Regions from separate parts of the Homo sapiens genome. Here region 2 is linked to region 1. Evidence: chromatin loops called from intact Hi-C (ENCODE). Cell type or tissue: PC-3. All regions are shown on one strand. Each heading gives the region's core, and the rest is flanking DNA. Links, peaks and the distances in the headings are about the cores only.

Evidence for each region. Hi-C counts contacts between places; a loop is a spot of excess contacts. Peaks named below come from ENCODE experiments on the same cell type or tissue, not always from the same donor. Only the 100,000 strongest peaks of a DNase experiment are listed, where the experiment ranks them.
Region 2: a loop joins it to region 1, with 4 times the contacts of the local background. A loop is called at or near these places in 1 of 110 quality-filtered maps.

What each region holds. Positions count from the first base shown.
Region 1 is chr3:190,705,122-190,715,176 of GRCh38, reverse strand. It overlaps the pseudogene CCT6P4. Among named protein-coding and RNA genes, the nearest start is that of LINC02013, 11 kb to the right of the region's middle. In PC-3, for the core only: no CTCF peak of the experiment used is centred there; a DNase peak (open chromatin) is centred at 5,506; H3K27ac peaks cover 535 bases.
Region 2 is chr3:190,782,730-190,792,784 of GRCh38, reverse strand. No RefSeq gene overlaps it. Among named protein-coding and RNA genes, the nearest start is that of GMNC, 75 kb to the left of the region's middle. In PC-3, for the core only: no CTCF peak of the experiment used is centred there; no DNase peak of the experiment used is centred there.

The DNA of each region.
Region 1 (10,055 bases), core at 834-8,833:
TTATTCTGGGATGAAGGCCTTCAGAAATGTAGAGGTTGGCCTGTTTCAGTAGCTCTCTAATTATTAGGACATTGTAAGTCATACCATCACCCGTTATATCATCCTGAGCTGTTGCTACTTTTGCTATTAAGAATGCATTTAATAGCATTTGCATTTCGTGAATTTGCATTTTGTGAAGTGGCACATGGCTGTCTTTAGTAAGCTTGATGTGTCCAGCACAGAAACAGGCATCCTCATGACGCCCTTGGGTCCCAGGTTGGTCCTCAGTATGTCCTGTAGCCCCTGCACCACACTGATGTTGAGCACCAAAACCACCTGCACTTGGGCCACCTCAGCCTTGGGGTTCTGGGTCTTCCTGGCAGCCATGGCTGCTCAAGAGGAGGAAGAGCAAAAGACCTGTGCTGAGATCCCAGAGCCAGCACAGGCCGTAGAAGACCCGGATAGTGGCTCCCATTAACCGGGTCTTCTGAAGATTTTTAGTGTACTTAAAACAACCTCATGTTGGGAGAAGACGCCATCTAGAACTTTCATCAAGAGCAGAAGTCAATTCCTAGTTTCAAAGCCTCCAAGGATAAGCTGACTCTCTTGTTAGGGGCTAATGCAGATGGTAACTAAGTTGAAGCCAAATCTCATTTGCCATTCTGAAAATCCTAGGGTCCATAAGAAGTATGCTAAATCTACTCCGAAGATGTGACTCTATTGCTGCAAGTTCATGATAGAACTTGAATGGGTGAAGAGTTTCTTCTTATGAATGAGCCAAAAAGAGTGTTTTGTTTTTTAAAGATGGAATCTACTCCTGGTGGACATGCTGTAAATATTGTGAAATGACAGCAAAGGATTTAGAATATTACATAAACGTAGTTGATAAAGCAGTGGCAGGGTTTGGAGGACTAACTTCAATTTTGAGAGAAGTTTTACAGCATCACACACTACAGAGAAATCTTTTGTGACAAGAATGTTCTTGAGTCAATCAATGGAACAAACTTTATTATTGTTTTATTTTAAGAAATCCTCACAGCCTCCCCAACCTTCAGCAACCAGCACTCTGATCAGTCAGCAACCATTAACATCGACGTACGATCTTACACCAACAAAAAGATTAGGACCTGCTGAAGGTCCAGGTTGACGGTTAGCATTTTTTAGCAAGAGTATTTTTATATAAGATGTATGTACATTGTTTTGTTGACATAACGCTATTGCACACTTAATAGACTATAGTATGTCATAAACATAATATTTATATGCACAAGAAAACCCAAATTTTTGTGTGGCTCACTTTATTGCAAAATTCACTTCATTGCGGTGGTCTGGAACTGAATTGCTAGTATCCATAAGGTATGCCTGTATTGGAAAATCATTTGAAAGCCAAGTTTTAGCATAGAGCACCATTGGAATAGTAAGCCAGAAAGGTCTATAGGAATTGTCTCCATCCAATCTTTGTACCTCAGAGATAGAGGAAATGAAGTCCATGGAAGCAATTTAATTTGTCTATGGTGACTCCTCAACTTAGCAGCAAAGCCCAAGCCCCCAATGCTGTTTCAGTACACTTCACTATCTCACACAAAGTGGGTTAAAACCTTACTTTGCAAATTAAAAGCACATTCTCATCTGATAACATGCTTCTGACATTGTGATTGGAAAAGTACAAACACACACAATGAAAAGAATGACTTTTCAGATTCTCCAGATTCTTTTCTGATAGTTTAGCTATTACATGTAGATAATCTGAAACATTAAAAGAAACAAAGAATATAATTCACCCAGGGAGTAGATTATGCCAGACTCTTAAAAAAGGAATTTAAGTTCTGAAGAATAATTATGAAGTGTCAATCAATTGGCAGTAGTAGGAAGAGCATCCCTGGCAGAGAGAATAGCATAAGCAAAATCCTTAAAGCAGGAAATCTCTCAGCACTTTTTCAAATGAAATAAAACAATTATGATTGGAACATAGTGAGTGAAGCAAAAGCTGATGTTGAAAAAGTGGATAAACATCAGCCTATTCTGGACTTATGGACCATGCTGAGGAATTATATTTTACCTTTTACTGTTATAGAAAAACTTTAAAACATCTTAAGCCAGGAAAGGGGATGATATAAATTTTAGAAAAGACTCTTCTCAGTTCCATATGCATTATTTGTAAGAAGAGATGAAGAATGGAGGTGAGATCATCAGGTAGGAGGTTTATTGTGATAAGCCAAGAGAATACTAGTGATTATTTGAAGACTAGAAAGGTAGCAGTGGAGTTGGAGAGGAATGCACAGACTTGAAGTTAATTTTTGAAGTAGAACTAACAGATTTTGAACAAGCTTCTCTGGTTAAAGAGACTAAAATCTTTACTCAAAAATTATATAATCAAGTAATATTGCTTACTTGATTATATAATTTGATATACCTCTTTTATTGATTCCTTCTTCATTTATATAGACCAAAAACTGTCAGATCCTCACAAACTGTCAGGGAAGCTATTATCTAGGCTTTATTTTGTCCCCAGGGCACACATCTTCTTTAGTCAGTGTCTATAAAATCCACCTTCCCCACATTCAGATTCTTATTTATCCACTCAACAGTTGTGAGAACATGGACAAGTCATAAAACCCTTTAAACTCATTTCCATGAGGAAAAGAAAACACTTCCCACTAGTCTCCCCCATCTTAATTTGTTATTTGCTCTGAGGCTTAGTAAGATAATAGGGACATCCTAGTTTCCAAAAAAATTAAAAGCCCTTTTATCACATTTCTCCCTTAAACACACACACACACACAAACACACACACACACATTTAAAACCACTAAAGAGATGTTTTAAGACACAAATATACAAGGACAATATTGGAAGAGACTTTTCTTTCAACCTTACCAGTCTAAGGAGAAAGACTAACATCATATCAAGAATTCAAGCAAGTCTCCTTACGGGTAACAAGCCAAGCCAAGCACTCAGAGAATTTAATCCACTTTTGGATCTGATTCATTAGAGGAAATGGGCTGAGAGAGGTGGCTCACACTTGGAATCCCAGCACTTTGGGAGGCCAAGGCCGGTGGATCATGAGGTCAAGAGATCGAGACAATCTTGGCCAACATGGTGAAACCCCGTCTCTGCTAAAAATACAAACATTAGCTGGCCATGGTGGTGCATGCCTGCAGTCCCAGGTACTCGGGAGGCTGAGGCAAAAGAATCACTTGAACCAGGAGGCGGAGGTTGCAGTGAGCCAAGATCACACCACTGCACTCCAGCCTGGTGACAGAGTGAGACTCCATCTCAAAAAAAAAAAAAAAAAAAGAGGAAATGACAACTGCCAAGGATGGACAAATGTCCGAACGTCACCTCTAATATAAAAGATATAGACAGAAATACACAGAATAAAAAACAACTTGGAAGGAACAGAGCTTGTGTGAACAGAAAACAGAAAGAACTTTAGTAAAACTATAATTTTAATCTTCAGAGAAATAAGAAAAACATTTCAGCCAGCCATGAAACAAGAAGTGCTATAACAAAATCAAAGTACAAAAACATGTAATAGTAGAGGTGAGGAACTCAATAGAAAATTTGGAAAAAAAAAACAGGTTTAGGAAATGATGAAAATAGAACAGCAAGTTGAGAAAATAGAACATGGGAAAAAATATTAAAAATTACAGAATGAGTTCAGGAGGTCCCACATATAAGTGAGAGGACCTCTAGAAATAGAACAAAAAAAGAAAGAAAAGGAAATTACTTATAAAATATAAATAAATATAGTATATAGTATATAAATACTAACTGATATAAGTGGAATAAAACACATCCAAATTGAGCAAATACAAGAACATAGGATGCAAAGAGAAAAATCTTACAGCCTTCCAGGAAGAGAAAATAAAATTAGATATCATATGTAAGACTGGGATTCAAAGTGTCTCTGTAGTTCTCAAAAAAACAGTGCTTGAGCAATGCCTTCAAAATTTTAAACTAAATAATGAAAAACCTAAAATTTTAATCTAGACTAATTAAAAATCTGATAATATAATGAAAACATTTTAGTTTAGTTCACAACGTAAAGTTCATGAACCATTGCTCAGAAAGCTTCTGATTTTGCCTTTCACTTCAATACAGGATCTAGCGGATCTAACACAGGGGACAAGTAAGGGGAATCCTCAGGGTTATGCTGAAGGGCAATTCCAGATGACAATTGAACAGACGTAAAGAGCAACCAGTTAGATTAAGCAGTGTGACCCAAGAAACAGATATGCTAATGGCTATTACTACTAAGAATCCTTCAGCTCTGGGATACCTGGCTCAGGTTACTATTAACCTGGACCATATGCTGATGAAGTCCCCACTCTTGCTTCTATGCACTGTTGTCAGCTGAGGACATTCACTCTACCATACTGAAATTTTCTGAGAGCTGGAAGTTGGTCATGGTGAGCCTAGAAGAAAAAACAAATCAAACCATCCCACTCTCGAACCATATTCATGCCAGATATCCAGTATTCGGCTCACTTTATAGATCTGTCAGATGCCTGACTGTGGAGCTTTCTATAGCTCCCTCGGCTCATTCACTACCTTTCCCATTTAATTCTCCAAAAGAAATTCTTATAACTTCAAAAGGAAGCTGAAAAATATGCTATGATCTAAAGACTCTACCTAAACTATTTTCTACTAGGATCCTTGTTCTGATGACAACGCGGCTTTTCTTACAGAGTCTTTGGTGTTTCCCACTCAGTTTTTCTATGTATAGATTTCCATATTTATTTATATATAAATAATTGAAAAATAATTTTAAAATCAGTAAGAAAAAGAGACGCAAGATGTGTGATGCTTAGCATAGTGCCTGATACCTAGTGAAGTTTCAATATATCACAAGTACAATTGTTCAAATTTTATGTAGTCCTTAAATTTCTTGGATTTCCATGAAAGCTCCTGTTTGCCCGCTCACACCAGTGCCTAAAGGCTGAATGACCAGTGAACTTTTCTTGGCGTTTCCAACTCCCCTCTAGACCTTCACGTTTTCAGTTCTTATAATATTGGATGAGGTCTAGTTTTTATATTAAATCCCTTATTCACATGATACCCACAATGGCTCTGTTTCCCTGACCAATAAAGTTGTGATAATGTGCTCTAAGGTCTCTTCCAAATCTGACATTCTATGATTCTCTTAATTCCATCCCATATGATATTATATGATTTACGTATATCTCAGTAAATAGCAAGGAGCAGATTCAGGCCCATTCATTCATTTTCAGCAGACAACAAGGAAGTTCAGCCCACTGTAAGTTTTCATGTACTTCCCAGAACACCAAGAACTGAGTTCTCAGATTTCCAATATATAACCAATAAAAGAGTTTACAATGACTGCGTACGAATTAAATAGGCACACAGGCTTACCTGCATAACAGTATATATTTACAGCACATGTGCTTAAAATAAGTTAAATAAGAAATAACAACCCCTTCTATTCATGCTGCTTAAGTATACAAAGACAAAATGCAAACTAAAGATTTGTACAATGACTAAGGCCGAGCTGTCTCCACCCATCAACTCCTTCCCATTAATCCTCAATTGTTGCAAAAATATTTAGCTTGTACCCGAAGGAGAACAATATCTCAGAAACTATTCCAAGACAATAAATCAAGAAAGCTGGTTTGTTCACATTTTTTCTTTCTTTTTTTTTTTTTTTCTTTTTTTGCCATTCTTGAGGTAAACCTCCCACAGAGAAAGTTATGCCATGCAAGGGATTCAGCATAATGAATGAAAATATATTTGTCACCCATGGATTCTTTTCTGTGGCACAGTTCCAATCCACAATCCTGGACAGAAAAAAAGTGTGTGCTTGTGTGTGTTTGTGTGTATGTGTGTTGTATGGTTTCTTAACTTTATAATTGCAGCTGTTCAAACATTTATCATTTTATGCTACAAAATAAGGAATTCACGGGAGCACAGAGAAGCAGCATATTCTTCCATCAGTTTAGCATTTGTTCTGGGATTTAAACAAAATTAATTAAGAATGCATGTGGTTTTCATGTAAACTAGTCTGGCTCCTCCAAATAAATCCAAGAATTATTCTTTCTTTGCAACCTTCTTCTGCTGAAACCCTTACCAATCCACCTTTACATGCCACTTTAGCTATGAAAGTTATTTTACAGTTTAAAAATGCTTTTATATACATAAAATAGGGCAGCAGAATATAGGAGGAAGAGACACTGCCTTTGGAGTCCGAAGATCCTTACCATCTGTGCAACCAAGTGGGTGGGACAGTGGAGGTGGGAGCCTCCACTATTTTGAACCTCAAGTTTCTTGGAAAATTTCTGTCAGACTTAGATGAGATCATTCATGTGAAGTTGATTTGTGAAAGGTCTAGAATGAGACAAAGAAAGAGTATTAAATCAAGAGGCGTGCAGTCAATTTGCATTTTATAGATGACGATCAGCCATTAAATGGTCCACTAAAAATTAAACAGAGGCATGTCAAAACGAGAAATACAAAGTCTTGGCTACAAGTGCAATATTCTCTCCACTCCATCTCACTGCCCCTTGTTATTTTCCTCTCCTTTTCTTGAAATCTTTTTCTCCCTGGTATAGACTACATCATCTAAAGTAGAAATGATAAAAAAGAGCATGCGATTGGAATTTAAACTTTCTGAGTTTAAATCTGAGCTCGCTCGCTCTCTCTCTCACTTGTTTTGTGACTTTTGAGTATATTAACTTCTCTTTGCCTCAATTTTACCACCAGTAAAATTAAAATAAAATTGGCATCAACATCGTAGTGCTGTTTTGAAGATTATACGAGCCAGCAAATGTAAAGTACTTAGAATCATGCCTGGTAGGTAGAAAATATTCAACAAATGTTAAGTGTTTTTATGTAAATGATCCTATAGTGTCACCATGTTAATGTGATCTATTGTGCTGGCTTTGCCATAATAGTCAAAGCAACATCACTCATACCTGGTATGCTTAAAGCACTGGTGATGAGGCAGGAATAATATGAGTAGGATTATGTTGTATTTATTGTCAGAAACTGAGCAGAATATCTTAAAAGAAGTTCCAGCTTCAAAATGTACAACGCCATTTAATGCTATTGCTGGAAAGTCCAGAATATATGGAACAACCATATTTGAATAAAGGCATGCTGTTTTAGTCCATTTTCTGTTGCTAAACTGAATACCTGAGACTGGGTAATTTGTAAAGGAAAGGAATTTATTTCATACAGTTCTGAGGTTGGGAAGTCCAAGGGCAAGGAAGTGTATCTGGTGAAGGGCTTCTTGCTGGTAGGACTCTGCAACGTTCCAAAACAATGCAGGGCATCACATGGTGAGGAGCCAAGTTTGCTAAATGGGCTTTTATAACAGATACACTCTTGTGATAACCCATTAATTCATTAATCCATGAATGGATTGATCTATTCATGAAGGCAGAGTGCACATAACTCAATAACCTCTTAAAGGCCCCACCTCTTAATACTGGTACATTGGGGAGTAAGTTTCAACATGAGTGTCAGAGGTGACAAACTCAAACCATAGCAATGTACATTACTTATTTCTTTTTGGTTAAAACTGTAGAATCTTTGAAAGGGCTAGGAATGACTAGAAAATATACTAGATCAACTATTTTCTATGCTTAGACAGAATTATTTGGAAGCTAATTAGTAGAAGACTCCTTTGATATATATATATAGTAAGTGGGGTACACCAGAAACACAAATCCTAAAATGTCAGGATGTAAAGGGAATTTGGGGTCACCCCTCTCCCCATCCCACTCAATAAATAACTTTCCTCTCTAACATTTCCTATAAGCGATCTGCTAGCCATTATTTAATGTTTTGAGAGACAGAAAAATTCTCAACTACCAAGGAAGCCACCTTACCACCTGATAATTTAGACTTTTGAATGTTTTTCTTTACTTTGAACACAATTTTGTTTCATAGTAACTTCCATACAGGAACTAATTCCTAGTGCAAAAAGAATGATAATATTCTATAAACAATAAGGACTATGAATACGTACTATAAAACTAAAGTTGTGGCTGGGCACAGTGGCTCATGCTGGGAATCCCAGCACTTTGGGAGGCTGAGACAGAAAGATCACTTAAAAATCTTCCAGGACATTGAGATCAGCCTAGGCAACATAGTGAGACCACATCTCTACAAAAAATGAAAAAAAAAATAGCCAGGCATGGTGGCACATGCCTGTAGGCCAACCTACTCGAGAGACTGAAGTGGGAGGATTGCTTGAGCCCAGGAGGTTGAGGCTCCAATGACCTGTGATCACACTAAAACAAGTTATTATTGGTAAGCATTCTAAAATCACCTATATTTAGGTATCATAGTAATACTCCTGAAATTAGACATCTCAAGCTTCTTGTCATTTTCTATCGGTTTTCACACTAAGTATGATTCATTCCCACCCTCATTTTTTGGCCAAGTACCATAGGTGAGGCATCTATAGGACCAACTCACACTTCATCTCTGAGCCCACAGTACGTTTTGAGTAGACATTTATTCCCTAGTGATCATTCATCCATGGATGAAATATTTGCTTCTATTTTACCCCACTCTGACCTACCTTTTCATTACTATTCACAGTATTTCTGGACAAATTTAGCTAAGTGTCACTTTCAAAAACGAAGTTTTTATGGCATAAAGGATCTTGCAGCACAGAGAAAGTTGTAAGGTGACACTTCAGTGAGAAAGATTTAATAACAAAGTAAGCCTCATTCAGTCCTGACCCCATGAGCATGTTCTCGTGCTTCTTAGCTCAGTAACTTCCATCTTATCTTTAGGTATGTTTTGTCTCTCTTTTTCTCGAGTTGAATGCATAGTTGATTTACTTTCAATCATTTTTATTTTTTAATTAATGTATTTACGGCAACATAATTTCTTCTAAATATTGCGTTGGCCTAATCTTACATATTTTCATATATGCTGCTATTGTATGTTCAGCAAATAATCAACATGTCTCAGAGATACAGCCAGCATAGCTGGCACGCCATGTAATTGCCTATAATTGTAGTTTTCAATCCCTCTTTATCCAAAGTTTTGCTTTTTAGTTGTCTTCTTTTTATATTTTCCAAGTGGATCATCTTCATCTGTCTACCGTTTTGCTGTTAATTTCTTACTATCATCACATTATAGTCAAGAAATCTGATCTCTATTATTTTTCACTTTTTAAAATATACTGAAATTTTGTATTTCTGTGGGTTGCAAAAATCTCCACTTTTTTTTTGACTGGCTCTGCCTTCTAGTTTAGAAATTTCGTATTCAGCTGTGTTCATTCTGCTATTTTGGCCCATCTGTTTTTTGTTTCTGCATTTGTATTTTTATTTTTGAAGTCTTATTTTTCTTTCAAAACAGTCTGATCGTTTTTATGAATGTGGTATCCTCAAAAAAATTTAAAGGACAATAATTATATCTAGGGTTATTCTGGTTCCTAACTTAAGACTTAGAGTTTAATTATTTGCTTTTTTTGATGTACAACTTTCTTAGTTACTCATATTTGAAATCCTAATTGGCAAATATTGGCCAATGAATAATTTTTCACTCCAATTTACATTTTTATTGCTGTAAAGATAAATCTGTACATGTAAATCGTAACTCTTTGTGGCTTTAAAGAAAAGGTTGGTCAGAGTGAAGGTCTATTGGGAAGCTTATACCTATGGGTGTTGCCATGTCTGCATTTAAAATCTGAAACTACTGCAGCTATCTTGCAACCATGGGGACAAAGCCAAGACACCAAAGATGTCAGATTGAAAAGGTTAAAAGGCTGTAGTTTTTAATGTTATTGCTGTCACTGAATAAACGACCCTTGAGATGTCATATCTATGGATTTGTTATTAGTTATCGTAGTTTTAACACTTTTATATAGACTAAATTACCTTGTCCGTAATTACAGCCAAATCATCCAAATTTATATACCACCTTCACTTTCCAAAAACCAATCAAAGCTGTCTTTTAAAATAACATATCACACCATACCACTCTCCTGCTTACATTTCTCCAGTTGCTTCTCATCTTATTTACAATAAAATATAAACTTTTTGTCTGGCTTTTAAAAGCTTACATAATCTAGGTCCTTCTTCCCCCTATGACCTACT
Region 2 (10,055 bases), core at 1,002-9,001, 77 kb before region 1:
AAAGCAAAAGTAACTCAAGCTTCATAGCTTGAGATACATAAATACCTCAAAACAAATGGAATATGAAGATTTTAGAGTTTAGGTCCTTAATGCCATGAAGTTCTCTCAGCAATACCATTGATTTTCCTTCCAACCATGAAGATGGAAATAATAAAAGCCTCTAAGAGATGAGGAAAACTAATTCTATTATAGTTTCATACTTTTATAAAAATATTTTAAAGAAAAACTACTGAAAACAAAAGCTGATTATTTCTTCTTTGGGTGTTGTCTAAGGCAAATCGTACAATTTTTCTATTTATGTCATTCAAGCTAATACACTTAATGGCATAAGGAAAAAATGTCGACATCACATTGTCACTCTTTTTTTCCATCCCTTCCTTCCTCTCTCTCCTGCTTCTCTCCTCTCTCTCCCTCTGTTCTTTTCTCATTTCTTTTTATACTTTTCTCTTCTCTTCTTCACTGCATCCTTATTCCACTCCTTCATCTCGTGGGAACGGCATTATTTGAGGAAAATCTGAGTTTTAAGACTGTGCAGATGTGGTTTTTGAATTACGGTTTTTCAATTTATTAATAATGCTACTTCGGTTATATTAATATTGTTTAAGTGCACAGACTTTCAATTTCCTCATCTACAAAATGGAGTAAATATTTATCTATTTCACAGGGTTTGGGATGAGGATTAAATAAGATCTATAAAGTGCCAGACTAGTGGCCCACTCATAAAAGGCATTCTGTTGCTGTCAGTTTTTTGTTGTTTTTCTTTTCCTTTAGCAAGGAGAATTGGGTTTGGAAATCTATACAATCCATTAGCTTTAAGGCCAAAAGAGATCTCTTACTTGTTGTGCAAGGGAAATTTTAAAATCCTGATCAAAATAATTACTGACTGATCCTTGGTATAGGAATACAATACTAAAAAGACTCATTAGCTAAAAGCAACTTAATAGCTGCCCTGTTTTAAAAAAATTAAAGCAATTTCATACTTCTACAGTTGGATATCTTCCCAGGTTTTTGCTCAAAACTAATTTATAGGAACTATAGCTCCCTTTTCATAACTCTGACACCCTGACTCCATATCTCAAACTATGGTTGTTTTGTTGTTTTTTAGTTTGATTCTTTGTGTCCCCTTTAGGCACTGGTTCCATGATATACCGCTTATGGGACAATTTCAGACAGTACATTTTATTGAAGATGGAATGCTTACTCTACAGAAGTAATAATTTATTTATAGAAAGAGTATTCTATAATAGTTTTTACTACAGCATATCTTAAAATAGTAAAAATTTAGAAAACAATCTACTTTTCCAAGTAATTGGTGACACATAGGGTGTTGCTGCTACGCCAGCATTAACAATGACATGTAATATTTTATATAATATAATAATATATTGTGAAAACGGACTTTACAAAAGTATTTAATGTTATGTGATTCCAATTTGATGTCAAACAAATAACTATATTTGTGTAATATATTGTTTAGAATAAAGACTAGAAAAATACATTCTAATATGTAATGTATTTATCACTTGATATGACTTCAGGTGACTTTGATTTTCTTTGAAGTCCTGGTATATTTAACTTTTTACATAAACATTAATTTTACAATCTACAAAAAGGTTAAGGAAAAGAAAAAAGGGAAATCAAGTGTATTTCATATAAATTCATGTGCATTATACTTAGGACAATCCATTCTTGAATGGTTACGCATATATTATCCTGCTAGCTACTGATCTATCCATCCATCAGAAAAGGTAGGGATAATTAACTTTTGACCAGACTCTATGGACATTCAAAGAAAGCTAGATTGGAATGATCACTCAATCTTATGGAAGGAACAGAGGATGTTGTTCATAAATTGACATAAATATTCATTTTAGCAAAATTCACTTTATCTTGAAAATTCTTCTTAGCTCAACTCATATTTCAATTTTTCTAGGCAGTCCCTCTTAATATTTTGAATCAAAAGACATCCCTCTACTTTCTTGCCTTTTCTTGACTTATTTGTAACTCTAAAGAATGGAAATGGCTCCATCACATTTTATTAATTTCTATATGTCTCTAGCACCTAGAAAAATGTTTCTATATTATTTGTAGAATTAGGTTTCTGTTGCTGTGGTAACAAATTCTCATAAACTTAGTGGGTGAAGCAATATGACTTTTCCCAGTTCTGTGGTCAGAATCCTGATACAGCGTGGCTTATCTGTTTTGATTGTTTGTTTGTTTTTTAAGTGTCACAAGACCAAAGTCAAGGTACCAACAGGGCCAAGTTTATTTATGGAGGCTCTACAGGAGAATCTACTTCCAAGCTCATGTAAGTTCTTAACAGAATTCATTTCCTTGTGACTGTATAGCTGAGGTCCTTCTATATATGTTGACTGTCAGCAGAGAGCCTGTCACAGCTCCATAAGGCCACCTGCATTCTCATGGTGTTTCTCCCACCATCTTCAAACCAGAAAGGGCAAGCCAAGCCCTTCTCATGATTTGATTTTCTCTAACTTGCCCTCTTGCACACTTCCTTTGCTCCCCACCAAATAACTTCACTGCTTTCAACGGTTTGTGTGATTAAATTCAGCCCATCCAGACTATCCAGAATAATCTCCCTATTTTAAACTCTCTACTTCTAATAAATATCTGCTTTCAATGGTTTGTGTGATTAAATTGAACCCACCCAGACCATCCAGAATAATTTCCCCATTTTAAACTCTCTACTTCTAATTATATCTGCAAAGTCTCTTCTGCCAACTGAGGTAATCTATTCTTAAAATCCAATGATTAGTGTATGGACATCTTTGGGGGAACATTCTGCCTACGACATACGTATTCAATAAATAATTATTGAATTAAATTATCCAGACCCATTAAATTTAGATATCTTAATACTTAAAAGGGAATGTTATGCCTAAATAACTTGTGGGAAGCTTCTAAGTTTTACAAACTCACAGGCCTGAAACAAAAAAACATAGCTATATTTTCCTAACTCACATATATCAGAAATTGCTAGACCTTTGATACTCCAGATAGTCTCACTTATTTCTGAAGACTCTCTAAGTTATGTTTCATCTGTCTGATTTCTTCCATCTTCTTCTATGATTTTATTATCCGCAATCCATTGGGCTATTGTTAATATTGCCTGGGCCCATAAAATTGTACAGGGGCATCACTACCAGTATTCCTGGTGGACAATATTTGCAGAAATTCCCAAACTGCTATCATCTAGTTTTACCAATTGCACCAGCTTTTGCTACTACACAGAGTGGGCTATCAGCTATTATCATCTATACAACCTTGGATGGGGTACCACCAGAGGTGCTGTGCACCATATCAACCCCATCAAAATGCTGAGACACTGTCATCATTAGCAAAGCACTAATGCATAGAAGCAACATCAAATTCCATTCGGGAAAGGAGAAAATCCTCTCTTCCCTTCCCCCTTTTTTGAGTACTCTGAACAAAATGACAAGTATCCTTATAAAGAGACAGAAAAGAAGAGACAGACACACCCAGACACAAAAGGAAAGCTATGCAAAAATGAAGATAGAGATTGAAGTGATGCATCTGCAAGGCAAGGAACATAAAAGATTGTTGACGTCACCAGGAGTTAGGAGGGAAGGATGGAATAGTTTCTCTCTCAATGCCTCTAGAAGGAACCAACCCTGTTAACCCCTCCATTTTGGACTTCTGGACTGTGGAACTATGAAAAAAATATTATATTGTTTTAAGCCACCCCAAGTTTGTGGTGCTTTGTTAAAAGAACCCTAGAAAACTAATACACATGACATATCACATGTGTTAAGCACATGCAAGGGCATTATTTTCATTGACTCACAAGGGCCATTTAAGGCAGATATTATTTTCTTGATTTTACAAGTAAAAAAGCAAAAATGAGAGCAGCGTGTTGACTTTCCTAAGATAGTATAGTGAGGTATTTGGATACCGGATCCACTGGCTTTTACCAGCTACCCATAATCATTTGTTCACTCATCAAACATCACTGAATTTATCCTTTTTTCTCCAGGCATTTTGTTTTTTTGTTCTGGCAAGATATGAAGACAATGAAGAAGCACTCCTTGCCATCAGGTTGCTTTCAGTCTACATCATGGCATACAGAAAAAATATATGCTTTATGGAGTAGCAGTCATGAAGAAAATATTTTCCAGTAACTTTGGGTGAGGGAGATGAAACTGTAACATTGTGAACTATGGACCCAGGATAACAGACTAAAGTCAAAGAAATAGATTAAGAAGACTACGCTAATCTATATTTAACAATGATTATTATTTATAAAATGCTTTGGAGTTTTAAAAACATTTTCACATAATTATCTCACAATAAATGAGAGTCAGTATAAGTAAGTGACTTAACTCATAGTTGAGGAACTAGTACTTGAATAAGGCTGGGAATTGAACTTGTGTCCTCTTCATCCAAAACTGATATTCATTATATCATACCAAACTATCAGGAAATTCCATATAGTAAATAACTTGCATTTCCTTTATCTTCTTTTCCATATTGGTCTCATGAGAACACTGCATCTTCCACTTTTCCATGGTAGCACTAATCACAATTACACTTAAAATAGTTTGTTGTGTACTATAATTTTTCTGTGGTAGGATCCAATTCAGGATCACATGTTCCATTGTGTTGTCATATTTCTTTAGTTGCCTTTAGTATAGTAGATTTCCTCAGAATGTATTTTTCTTTCATTACCTTAGTATTTTTAAAGAGTGTGAGCCATTTATTTTGTAGACTCCCTCTCAATTTGGCTTGTCTGAGGTCTACTGAAGATTAGATTTATGTTACGCATTCAGGAGATATACCACAGATATGGCGTTGAGTCCTTCTAGTGCATTGTATCGAGAGACATCTAGCAATGACTACCATTATCCAGATATGGGATCCTAGAAACTATTCTCATTAAAAATAACAAAGGGCTGCCTTGAGAAATGCCTAATTTCAGAGTTGAAACTGGAATATCCAGAATCATCCTGAAACAACTTGCTATTCCAGAAAATAAGGAAGCTGTTAAACAATAATGATTACAAGCCAAAAGGACATAATATCCAAATGTAATGCATTGCCACTGGACAGATCTGTGAGAATTTGAGCATTAGAATGAGAACTAATAAGAGTGAGTTGTAACCTATTGATTAAATAATTGATAAGTTCATTAAGCATAGAAAAAAGGAAGAATATTAGAAAGCTTCTTTTTCAATAATATATGTAGAAGAAATGTAATTTTTTAAATAAAATTTATAAGACCCAATCTTCTGCTCGGCTCATCTGCCATTTATCCATACCAACTAACACAGTGACTGGCGTGTAATAAGTATTCATTACATAGTTATTTGCTATATAAATAATTGAATTAATAGATGAACACTAGATTCTTGCCGTGATTTCATTTTCAAAAAAAGAAGGAGACCTTAGCCAAAGCATTATATATTTGTAGGTCACAGTTACCTGTACGTAAAATAAAGTTTGATGATATCAACTACTTGAAAGCAGGAGTCTGGGACAGATATTCTCTTTATGTCCATTCTAGATTTCTAAGTCAAGATTTCTGATTGCTAGATCCAGTTTGGGTCTCTCTTGAAGATAGTTCATGTTATTTCGAAACTGTTGCCTGGGACTTTCTGTCACTGCAGTGAGTTATTGAAGAAGTAAATTAATGTTGAATAATGCTTTATGCAGTGTTTATTTAGGTGGAACTGAGGTGAACCTATTCTGTGACTCACTGTTACATTTTTTTTTGTTACACTGGAGACGTGTTTGAATATTTGCAGATTTCACTCCAATTGTTAAGTTATGAATTCATATAAGTTTGGCCAACAAGTTCCATATTTCATTACTTTCGCCATGCAAAAGAAGGACTGTAATTAAAGTTATTTATAATTAAAGATTTAGGATTATGAGAAGCAGTGCAAGTGGGGACATTTAAAGGCTAATAAAATGTATTCATAGGATGAGTAGTTTTGCTACTCACTTTATGCTGACTTCTGTACTGCACATCATTAATAAACTCAATATATATTGTTTAAAAACTCTCTTTAAATCTTACAAAGTATTAGAGAGTGAAAGAGCAAATCATTATCTGAGTTGCTACAGAAGGAAAAATATATGAATTAAAATGTCCAAGGTAACAAAGAATATCAAGGTTGAAGAACAGATAAACACTATTAGTGGAAAATTGTTGAATTGCAAAACTCAAAATTTAAATTTAGCCTAACTTAAACCAAGGTGAAACTTTATTGTAAGGATACTGAGGTGTTTCACGGAACTCACAGAATGGAATGCAGCTGGTCTCTGGACCTTAAGAAAAAAATTAATCCAAAGAATTGAATATTACCAGAAAAATATTTCGTCACCTAGAAATCCTTTCTTTCTCTCTCTCTCACTTTCTGCTTCTCGTCTTCCTCTTTTACCTCCTGCTTGTCCTCCTCGTTGTCTTCATCCTTCTTGTCTCTGTTATTCATGATGATAGGAAACATGGCTGCTGCATACAATACTTGAGCTTTAAATCTTACAACTACCAGGTGTCTACACCTATACTAAATGCAGCTTGGAAAACATAGACTTAATACACAAAACGGCATTATGGCTTTACTTTACATTGACATGGAGGAAAAGGGTGGAGAATTTCCCAGGAAATTGTTCTCAGTACACTAGCAATTACTGAAGGTACAGTGTGTCCCAGGTGCTTTATATCCAATAATTATATTAAGCAATTATTACTCACAATTGTTAAGTGAGGAAATAATAGACCTGAGAAGGCACATAAACTGCTCATAGCACTTAGTGTGTGGTGGAGCTAGTATGTAAACTCGTATTTGACTATAGACAAATGTTATGTCTTCTTTCTGTTAAATAAAAAGCATTCACATTTCCATTTACACACAAATTAATAAAAGGACTAACACGTATTTGGAGAACAGAAACAAAACATTATAGGGGACGTGGAAACTGAGTTGTTTTCTTAGACTTTAAATTAAGTTAGACTTTCATTTGTAGCCATAATGAAGTAATAGGAACTGGATTTAACCTTACACCCTAAAAAGTAACTAGAAAACAGAAAACTATATGAAATACAGAAAAATACATGAGATAAATTTTTAAACATTGAACTACAAGCAGCACAGAACTGTTGTCTCTGAGAGAAATGAAGCAAATAAAAGTGAGTACTATGTCTTACAATTTTTCTTCCTGGAGATATATTTCAGATCACAGAGCACAGAAAGTGCATTAGTTGGGGCTTTCCAGAGAAATAGAACCAACAGGATATGTATTTACAGAAAAAAAATATACTATTTTGAAAAATTGACTCATGCATTATTAAGACTGGTAAGTCCAAAATCTACAAGGTGGGCCAGCAGGCTAGAGATGACTCAGGGCCGAGCCGGTGCTCCAGTTCAAGTCCAAAGCCCATTAGGTAGGAGACTTAGGGAAAAGCTAGTGTTGCTGTTGAAGACTGAAATTCATTTGCTTCAGAATTTTCTCATGCTGGGGGAGATCAGTCTTTTGTTTAATTCATGCCTTTAACTGATTAGGTGAGGCCCACCCACATTACGAAGGAGAATCTGCTTTATTCAAGGTCCACAGATTTGAAAGTTAATTTTAAGAAAAAAAAAAGCACCCTCAAAGGAACACCTATAAATATAACCACATATCTGGGCCTTATGGCCCAGCCAGGTTGACATACAAAATTAACCATTATAGAGACGAATTCTCCCTCACCCCCAAAAAACACAGAAGTATCACTGATTTGAGAAGACACAGATTAGAAAGTCTAAATTAACTGGAAGCTACAGAGCAGAGTTGTGAAAAAGAGGGATCTATACAGAAATCTAGAAATCTGATCAGGTTTTTCTTGAGTCTTACTAAGATGTGCATGTGTAGGGTGAATCTCTGCAAAGTTGGGGGAAAAAAGACAAAAAAGCTGTGAGAAAATGGTTCCAAGAGCTTTTCAAATTTCCATCGTCTAGATACTATCTAGATCTACCATACAAATCCATAAAAACAGCACAAAGTAAAAAGGAGAAAATATAGACAAATATTTCTCATGAGCTTAGACATAAAAGCCCTTAGCATTAGCAAATTAAATCCAGCAATGTATAAAAATAATTAACATCATTACATATGGAATATTTTCCAGGTATGTAAGACTGGTTCAACATTTGAAAATCAATCAGTTTAATTCACCATATCAACAGGCTGAACAAGAAAAGTCATGTGATTGTATCAGCTGACACAGAAAAGCATTTAACAAAAATCCAGCACTGATTTATGATTAAAACAAAGAAACAAACTCTCAGCACATTAGAAATACAGTGGAGTTAAGAGCATCTACCAAAACTTTCAGCTAACATCACACCTAAGACTAAAAGACGGACTCTTTTTCCTTCCAAGATTGAAACAAGGTAAGGATGTCTGGTTTTACTACTCTATTCACTCAGAAGTTCTAGCCAGTGCAAAAAGGAGAAAAAAAAAGTCATACAGATTGGAAAGGAAGAAATAAAATTGTTCCTGTTAGCATATGATGTGATCGTCTTCACTAAAAATCCTTCTATTTTTTTAAAACCTAGACCTATTTAGTGAATTCAACAAGGTTGCAAGATTTATGAACAATGCACAAATATCAACTACCTTTTTGTCAAAAATTAAAACACGGTACTACTTAAACTTACTTCAGAGCATATGTATCCAAAAAAATTATGAAATGCTGATGGAAGAAATCAAAGAAGACCTAGATAAATGAGAAGACATATCATGCTCACGGATTATAAACCTCAACGTGAAAGAGATGTCAGTTCTCTCTAAATTATTATATAGGTTTAATGCAATCCTATTAAAAATTGTGTGTTAAAGACATACTTGATGCTAGGCAGTTTATATACAGTCACCCTTATGATCCATGGGGAATTGGTTTCAGCTCCCCACCCCTGGCCCAGGTGATACCAAAATCTGCTGATGCCCAAGTCTTTTATGTAAAATGGTGTATATTATTTGCATATAACCTATAAACATCTTACCTCCTGTATGCTTCAAATTGTCTTTAGGTTACTTATAATAACTAATACAATGTAAGTGCTATGTAAGTAGCTGTTATACTGTATTGTTTCAGGAATGATGACAAGAAAAAAATGTGTACGTATTTAGTACAGATACAATTATCTTTTTTTTCTAAATATTTTGGATCCATGATTGGTTAAATCGAAGGATGCAAAACTCACAGATATAGAGGCCCACTGTACTGTACCTACATACAGAGATTGACATTTTATGTATATTTATAGGCACAAAATTTCTTGAGTTAACCTTAGTAATATTATTAATTTTTTTACACAATTCACACTAGTATGTCCTACAAATTATTTAATTAACTTTTTGTTAAGTTCAAAATTTTAATAAATCATTATTAGAAGCTAAGTAGCCACAGAGTTTGACTGGTTTCTAATTTATTGCATTCTAAAAATGTTATTTAGCAATATTTTCAATGTTATAGATTACTACATATTTTTTCAGTTTTTATTTAACAATAGTATAATTAAGAAAAATGGCAAAGAGTGGCTAGTAATGAACAGGTATTTGATCCAAGAAGTCTGGCAGGGTCTTTGGTTTTATTTCCAGCTTCTGATAACAGTGCTTGAGGCCGTCTCTATGTGCTTTTTTCCCCACAGATGGCAAAGCAATTTATTTTTAAATGTTTGGAATCACATATTCCTTATCTGATCTTGAAAACTTACAATGATTAAAGAATCTCGATCTTTGAAAAAAGTAAGTCCAAAAAGCTGCCAATAGCATTAAATAGAACATGAATCTGACTTTATGTAGGACCGCATCTTTTTACTCAAATAAAGATTTTATTTACTTTGAAAATACTGTTAGCCTCTTGGCTTGCATAAGGAAATGGCTCACATTTCGTTAATTCAATTTATTCTTATAAATATTCTCAAAAGTGAGGTAATCCTTTGAGTGAGGTAATCAATTAATTTAGCATAGAAAAAAATTATGTGCTTTTTTTTCTTCTTTGTAAGTCTGTGAGTTATTGAGGACATGCCTTA